3 separate regions of the Mus musculus genome follow, and regions 1 and 2 are each linked to region 3. Evidence: chromatin loops called from intact Hi-C (ENCODE). Cell type or tissue: left cerebral cortex. All regions are shown on one strand.

Region 1 (2,500 bases), 86 kb after region 3:
TGTGGGGGCAAAAGCAGAGCATTAGAGTCAGGAGTGCGGCTGGCTTGCTGGGGCAGGGGCAGAGATCTGATTTCTCATTTCCATTACCTGAGGTCAGAGAAGAGATGCCCTGGGGAGCTGGGATGCCACACAGGGGACTGTCAGCATCTGTGGGTGGACAATGGTAGAAAGGACAAGTGGTAGGCTGAGGGTGAGGGGGACTGCTGCCCACTCCCCATGGCACTTACCTGCCTTTAGGCCAGGCCCTGGCCTCTCCGTGAAGAGTTCCACACACTCACTGGGGAAGAAACCAACCTGAAGAAAAATCAAAGTGAGTAGCCGGGCCACCCTAGTGGGCAGAGCCCTAGTGCACAGGTCCACCTCAGACCCAGCTCACCTGGAAGCCCCGTTTGCCCCGCCACCAGCTCCGATCCTCTGTAGGTGGCATGTCGATCACTGAGACAATGTCTCCCACCTGGGAATGGATGGGAGGACAGGGTTCAGAAGAGGCAGGAGAAGCACAGAGCACAGGTAGAGTCCATTCCTGCCAAGCCTCACCTCAAAGGACAGCTCATCTGGCGCCTGGGCAGTGTACCGCTTGACCACGTGGGCAGCAGCCACAGCAGGGATATTGAGGGAGGCTTCCTCACTGAGGAGCAGGCGCCGGCCATGGTTGTCCAGCTGAAGTGGAGGTAAAATGTGGCAAGGAGAAGTCAGAAGGGGTTACTAATCAGATCAGTTTCCTCCGTGTCCGGTGAGACCACCACCTGTCCCTAAGAGCATCTGTCACTCAGAACTATTGTCCAAAGCTGGAGAGATGGCTCAGTAGTTAAGAGCACTTGCTAGAAGACCCAAGTTCAGGTCTCAACATGCACAAGGCAGCTCATGAGATCTGAAAGTGTAGTTCCAGAGGATCTTGGGCTTCCCTCCCACCTCTGCAGGCATGCATGTGCTGGACACACAGGCAGGCAAAACACTCATACACATAAAACATTTAAATCCAACAAGATAACAGCAACACCAAGAGATAAGTAGTTGCCTGCCCTCCACCCAACTTATCCCAAGACTCTCTTGTCCCCAAACTCCCAAGGACATCTGTACATATTTTATCCAAAATTCATTTAGTTTAAGTGACTGTCAGAAAAGATGTATTGTGAACTGCAAGCAACACATTTCTAACTGGTATACCTTTAAATCTCTACAGCCACACAGCTACACACACACACGCTCGTACAAACAACACATTTCTAACTGGTATACCTTTAAATCTCTACAGCCACACAGCTACACACACACATACACACGCACACGCACACGCACACACACGCTCGTACCTTTCTCTTGCTGGCATGCACCCACACAGACACTAAAATACCAATGCCTCCCCACTTCCCCCAGCTTCCTTCTTTCCTGTGCCCACACACTCCTAGGCTGCTTCTTGTGCCTCAGACACCTCTCATTAGATCTTAGCTCCAGGTTCCCCATATCAGGCCCACCTCCATCCAAGTGAGCACAGGTCCACAGTTGAGGTTACTGTCCACCAGTCCTGACAGGGTCTCCAGGTACTGCAGCAGCAGCGGTACCAGCATCTGGGAGCAAATTGCCAAGGAAGCTGCTGTGAATTGATGAAGACAGAGCCCCCTCACTGCCCCCCACACTTCCCACAATGCTCAAGCTCGTCTCGGCAAGGCTGATTCAGCCTGGATGCCTGGGTGTGGCTCAGCTGCGAAGCTCTGAAATGTTATCTGAGCTGAGCTCTGGAGTGAAACTGATGTGGCTGTGCTGACCGGTGAATCCCCTTGGACCTTCCCATGATCCTCAAACTACCGGGGCCCTCTAACATCCTGATTCATTTCTAAGGCTTCTCCACACAGATTGGTTGGAACTCAGATCATATGACAGGAGCCTTCCAAGTGCTGAGATTACAGGCTCACGTCAGCATGGCCAACTCAAGAGATCTTTATTACCTCTTCCCCTTGCCTTACTGGCTGCACACATAGCTGATGATATACCCTTGATTGCCCAGGAAGGGATTGAGGCAAGTAGGTTACCTGGGCAGCCCTGGTACCCTCTGGAGGTGGAGGGAGCTCTGGGAGGCAGGAAAATCTCCGGTCAAATATGCACCGGTGGAGATGGGCATCCAGAGAACGGAAATCGTCATAGCTCCGGAGGACTGGCCAGGAGCGGCCCTGTTGAGGCAGGCAAGACAGAGGGTGCAGACTCCATTACACAGAGCTGAGGACTACAGAGGCTAGCTAGTCCATGTTAGACGAGAGGCAGAGGCAGCCTCACCTGACAGGTCACCTGTACCCCAAAGACCAGCTCATTTTCTCCAGAGAGGCTGGGGCCCTCACGCTCTGGAGACAGCAGGAGCTGCAGAAGGAAACAGAAACCAAAAGGAGGGCTTTAGTTTTGTTCCAGACCTAACCTTTCTTGGCTGAGACTATCTAGGGGTAAATCCGTGTTCCCCATTGGGCCTCCTCAAGGACAGGGCGTGACGGTGTCACTGTCTGGGTAGAGA
Region 2 (2,500 bases), 110 kb after region 3:
GACAGACATGAGGGGTCTATCCAGAAACCTGTACTTGGAGAAGTCACAGTAGAAGGGACATGCCTTTATCAGCTAGAAGATAGTCGTCCTGTTCTAGGGACCGTGTCTCCTTGTCAGCCGGAGAACCCTTGTCTACCTCTGCCAAGCCCAGGGAATTCCATCTCTATCTGTCAGCCCAGGGGCAGAGGGTGGTCAAGATGCTCTCTTTACGCAGTTGTCTAGGGCAGGTGTCATGTCTACTTTTATCTTGAGAGCCCCAAGAATCAAAGTCATGTATCTGTCCCAGGAATCCATGTCTACCCTTTCAGGCCAGATGATTTTCAAACCTGTTACCCTCCGCCCAGCCCGTAAGGTCCACATGTGCTCACCAAGGCCCCATCTGGTAGCCACATCTGTTTGCACTTAAGATCCCTGTTCCCTAGGAAGCCATATCTATGTGGCCTAGGGACCTCTGTCCATAATCCTAAGAGCAAATAGCTATCTGTCCTACCCGATTCTCTATTCATTGAGGGGGGCCCAGGCATTAAAGCTATCTACCACTCATGGGGGAGTTGTTGACTTATCCACCCACTCTTCAATCTGGCCTCCTGATTGAACTCATCCTACCTCTCCATCCTCGGGCAGAGGAGGCAGCGGTGAGCCGGGTGAGCGCTCGCGCTCTCGCACTGTGGGGCTGTTGCGCATCCAGGCGCGGCAGATGGGGTACAGTGGTGTGTTCTCACTGAACTGGGCCAAGTCCACACTCCGGTCAAATAGCTTGATCACATACGTATCTGGGGTGGTAAGGTAGGCGATAAGTGTGTAGTTCCTGGCTCCACACCCACCCTCTCAGTCCCCTGCCTACTCACTGGATCTCTGAGGACCCCCCTCAGCGAGCCCATCGTCCATCTCCCTCCTCTTCTTCCTCCGCTGGTGGGGGAAGCGGGCAGATGGCCTGTGTGGTTAAGGTGAGTGTCAGGCCCGGAGCTGGGGACTGGGAACCTTTTAGTGAGCTGGGGTCCCAGCCACCTTACCTTTTGCCTGTGGCAGCAATGGAACAATCCCTGCAGGGAGAGACATGGTGTCAGGAGGCTTTAATAAACAGCTGCTCAACGCTGCCCCCCAAGGTGGAAGTGACGTAGTTCAGGAACAGAGCATTTGCCTAGCATGGGCAAAAGCCCTGGGGTTCTATCGCTAGCTCTAAAAACAAACAAAAATTAACATCCTGGGGATTATTGGTACTCCTTGGGCCTTGTATCCCACCAATACCCTCCTCTAAGGTGTTAGCCACTTATACAACAGGTATCTTTGTCTATGCAAGATGGTTAGGACTCAGCAGAGAGAAAAGCTACCTAACCCAAACTCTCAGGTCTAAATCCCATCAAAGTCCCTTACTTGTTGTGCGTATCCAAGGGGGTTTTCCCAGCTTCTTCATCCAGGCGTTCCCTGGGAACAAAAAAAACACTACTGGCTTAGGGTACCAAGGACCCAGAGTGTGATGCTATTAATTAGTCTTCCCATGAAACATCCCATGGGGCACTTTTCACCCTAGGCAGCCCCTCCAGCCTCCCATCCACATCCCCCCTCCAACAATCAGAGTCAGTCCAAACAGCTCCCACCCTGTGGTTCCCCAGGCTGGACCAGGTTCCAACCTGTCCATGTGACTCTTCTCCAGCAGACACTGAAGAACGGCATCCAGCTGGTTCCGGGCTTTGGCCATCTCCATCTCTGAGGGTAGAAGGTAGGAATCAGCTCTGTGTGCGCCTCCCACATTCGCCGTGGGAGGCGATCCTACGTCCTGTCTGGTCCAGTTACTTGGAAAGCAGCTTTAGTGCCACTCAGTGGAGAGACCAACTAAAGACAGAACCAGGGTGACAGAGCCTTAGGCGGGGCCAAGGGCACAGCTGCTACCACTGCTCTTTCTCTCCAACACCTACTCAGGAATCTAGGATCTGGACACCTTCCATGGACAGCCCTTAGGGTATTCCCACTGAGGTCTCCTCGAAACCCACTCCACTCCCTGGATTCTCCCATGAGGCGTGACTAGCTGGCCCACAGGCTCCTGACTCGCTGTGGGCACTCCTTTCCCAGCCCCAGTCTCAGCTCACTTGGCTTGTGGGAGTCTGTCAATATATCCCCTCCCTACCTCGCCTTTTCCTCCCACCCAGCGCCTAGCCTCTGTCATCTTTTCTGATCCACCTCCTTTTATAATGCAGACAAAAGAACCTTCCTAAAAGAAAGCCAAGCCTACTGGGCATAATAGCATATGTCTGCTATCCCAGCACTCTGGAGGCTGAGGTAGGAGGATCAAGAGTTTCAAGGTCAGCCTCAGCAATGAAAGATCCTCTCTCAAACAATAAGCAAAAGAAAGAAAAAATACAAAGACAGACAGACAACACAACGTGGCTTTGATCTTCTCCAGCACAGAACCCTCAAGGAGTCTTCAATCCTGACTCCAGAAAATGGGGTCTGTACTCAGTCTGGCGTTTCCAAACCCACCCTTGTCCTACCTGCATAGTTG
Region 3 (2,500 bases):
CCAGCGGCCGGTGCGCAGGTCCCGGTGAAGGGTTAGACGCCCACATAGTCCAGCCACTTGAGCCGACCCCGGAGCCTGGGAATGAAGGCAGATGGGGCAGTGAGGAGCCAGGGCAACGATGTCATCTGTGTTGTCTGGTTCTTTGCTCCCTAAAACCCAGATAGGGCTCCTGCCCCTATCTCTAGCACCAGCTCCTTCTAAGCACCTTCTGAGTGGAGAGACCGTTCCCCGGGAAACAAATCCCGTGGGGCTGGAGCGCCCCAGCTCTCCCGTTGCTATGGTGACCTGGGTCCCCACCCCCCCGCCCCGTTTCTCGCGGCCTTGTTGCTGAGAAGACAGGCTCCGCCCCCGCCCCAGCGGCTTGGGTCTGAAGCCTGAAGGGGTTAAACTTGAATCGTGTTGGGGGAGGCGGGGGGCGAACCCAGGCGTTCTGGCCCCTCCTCCCTCCATCCCCAGTTCAGGTTCCCACTGAGGGGGTGCAAAGACGACAGGGCCCAGCTTCCCAGCAGGCCTGCACATCAGACCTTTAAGGACTAGAGGAGCTATATCCGGATTGAGTAGTGGGTGGAGGCCCGGACTACTGGATGTTTGAGGGCAGGGGGTTCATGTGGGTCCAGATAATACAAGGGACCTGGGTTCTTAGAGCCAAGCGCCTACTGCCTGGTGCGTCCTACGCTTAGGTGGGCAGGTCTTGGGGCTTTGTCGTCTAGGGGTGCTCTGGATTTCTTGGACCAGAGGCTCTTGGAAAGAGCCAGGTCCGACGATGCGGGTGGGAGGGGGCAGGGACGTCAGACGATGGAGGAACCTAGGAAAATCTACAGTTCGGATCGCGTGGGGCAGGCCACCTGGCCAAAAGGACTGCGGTGGCCGTCCCGCGTCCAGGTCGAGGCCCGGTCCCGCCCCTTCCCCATCCCCAGGACCCGGCCGGGCCTCACCTCGGCCGCGCTGGGGCTCCCAACAGCCAGGTTCCCGACGGCGAGCTGCGCGCGCAGAAGCAGCAATGACAGTGGCAGCAACAGCGGCAGCGGCGGCGGTCGCCAGCGGCGACCCTGACCGCGAGCGGCGGGGCTGGTGGGCCCCATGTCCGGGCCTCGGGCCCTCACGTCCCCTGCGCTCCCGCCCGGCCCTACCCGGCCCCAGCGGTGACAGGAGCTCCCAGCGCCACCGCCGCCTCCTCCTCCCGCCGCCCCCGGGCTGCGCCGGCGCCGCCAGCCCCGCCCCGCGCCGGCCCCGCCTTCCCAGCCAGGACAATAGCGTGGCGGCTCTGCGCACTGAGAGGCTCCGGAACCCCGGGAGGGAGCCTGCTCCAAGTCCCAGCCCCTCAAGATTCCAGGTGTCACTGTCCGCGTGAAGACCGAGTCACTAGGTTCAGTCCTGGGCGTAGCCGTTTTCTGGACTTTCATCCTTGGCCTTCTCTTCTGGCAAACGCAGACACCCAGCATCAGCTTTGTCCTCCTCCAAGGATGCCAGAATCCATGGGGGTGGGGGTCTTCCATAAATCCCTCTCTTGAGGTCCCAGGAATATAGACCTCCGAATTTTCCCAGTCAAGAATTTAGGGAGTGTACTAGGAAAGCCTGTAATCCCGGCACCTGAGAGGAGGGGGCGGGAGGATAGGAGTTTGAAGCTAGCCTACCTACATGCAACCCAGTCTCAAAAGACAAAACACAGCTACAGCTAGGTAAATCTGCTCCCTTCCAGGCCTCTTCTGTCTCAGGACCGGAGGCCAAGTCTCCCACCCTTGCTTCCTCAAACCTAGGAAGCCTTCCTGCCCTGATTGCCAGGTGTCTGGATCTTCAAATACTCCCTCCAAAAATCCATGACTAAACCCTTTCTTTACAGATGACTCGGGTCAGGTGCTGGATACCATAGCCTTCCAAGACCAGCACCTGAGGACCACTGTGTGGAGTCCCCCATTCTCACCCTTTCTAAGGGCCACCTCAAGTCTTCTGCCTAAAGGGTTCACTGTTTTATCTTAAGTGAGTGTACAATATTCTAATCCCCCCCCCCGAAGCAGCCCAGATGTGTGTGTGTGTGTGTGTGTGTGTGTGTGTGTGCATCTGTATGGTGTGGACCTGCCCACATTTGTCTGTCTTTCTGCTTTGTGTGTGTGTGCATCTCTGTGGATGTGGGTGGGGTGAGGTAGTGGTGTATTATTAAAAGAGTTTAAAGTGGAATGGTGATGTGCACCTGTAATCCCAGAGGGCCTGAGGCAGCAAGATCAAGAGTTCCAGGCTAACTGCTGAGAGAAGGCTCAGTGATGAAAAGCACTGGCCGCTCTCTCAGAAGACCCGGGTTCAATTCCCAACACCCACACTGTCTATAACTCCAGTCTTAGGGGACCCATCCCTCTGTTCTGGTCTCAGGGACCAGGAATGTATATAGTATACAGTAACACATGCAGGCAAAACACCCACACAAGTAAAATAAAAATAACAGATCTTAAAATACAGAGAGAGAGAGAGAGAGAGAGAGAGAGAGAGAGAGAACCTACAGCAGTAA

What was found. Peaks named below come from ENCODE experiments on the same cell type or tissue, not always from the same donor. Only the 100,000 strongest peaks of a DNase experiment are listed, where the experiment ranks them.
Region 1: a loop joins it to region 3, with 2.8 times the contacts of the local background. A loop is called at or near these places in 4 of 42 quality-filtered maps.
Region 2: a loop joins it to region 3, with 6 times the contacts of the local background. A loop is called at or near these places in 4 of 42 quality-filtered maps.

What each region holds. Positions count from the first base shown.
Region 1 is chr7:30,530,049-30,532,548 of GRCm38, forward strand. It overlaps Arhgap33 (Rho GTPase activating protein 33), which reads right to left. Exons shown (of 22, transcript NM_178252.3): 5 at 2,272-2,352; 6 at 2,031-2,168; 7 at 1,476-1,568; 8 at 538-660; 9 at 377-454; 10 at 228-294; 11 at 88-147. Among named protein-coding and RNA genes, the nearest start is that of Arhgap33, 3.8 kb to the right of the region's middle. In left cerebral cortex, no CTCF peak of the experiment used is centred here; DNase peaks (open chromatin) are centred at 1,378 and 1,626; H3K27ac peaks cover 2,059 bases.
Region 2 is chr7:30,556,252-30,558,751 of GRCm38, forward strand. It overlaps Lin37 (lin-37 homolog (C. elegans)), which reads right to left. Exons shown (of 9, transcript NM_029377.2): 2 at 1,632-1,707; 3 at 1,375-1,425; 4 at 1,014-1,043; 5 at 849-934; 6 at 607-773. Among named protein-coding and RNA genes, the nearest start is that of Lin37, 2.1 kb to the right of the region's middle. In left cerebral cortex, CTCF peaks have their summits at 1,111 and 1,820; DNase peaks (open chromatin) are centred at 1,010, 1,836 and 2,087; H3K4me3 peaks cover 1,091 bases; H3K27ac peaks cover 1,141 bases.
Region 3 is chr7:30,444,387-30,446,886 of GRCm38, forward strand. Aplp1 (amyloid beta (A4) precursor-like protein 1) reads right to left here and starts at 1,196. Exons shown (of 17, transcript NM_007467.3): 1 at 936-1,196; 2 at 1-75. The coding sequence starts at 1,082. In left cerebral cortex, a CTCF peak has its summit at 1,072; DNase peaks (open chromatin) are centred at 6, 360 and 1,217; H3K4me3 peaks cover 1,723 bases; H3K27ac peaks cover 1,748 bases.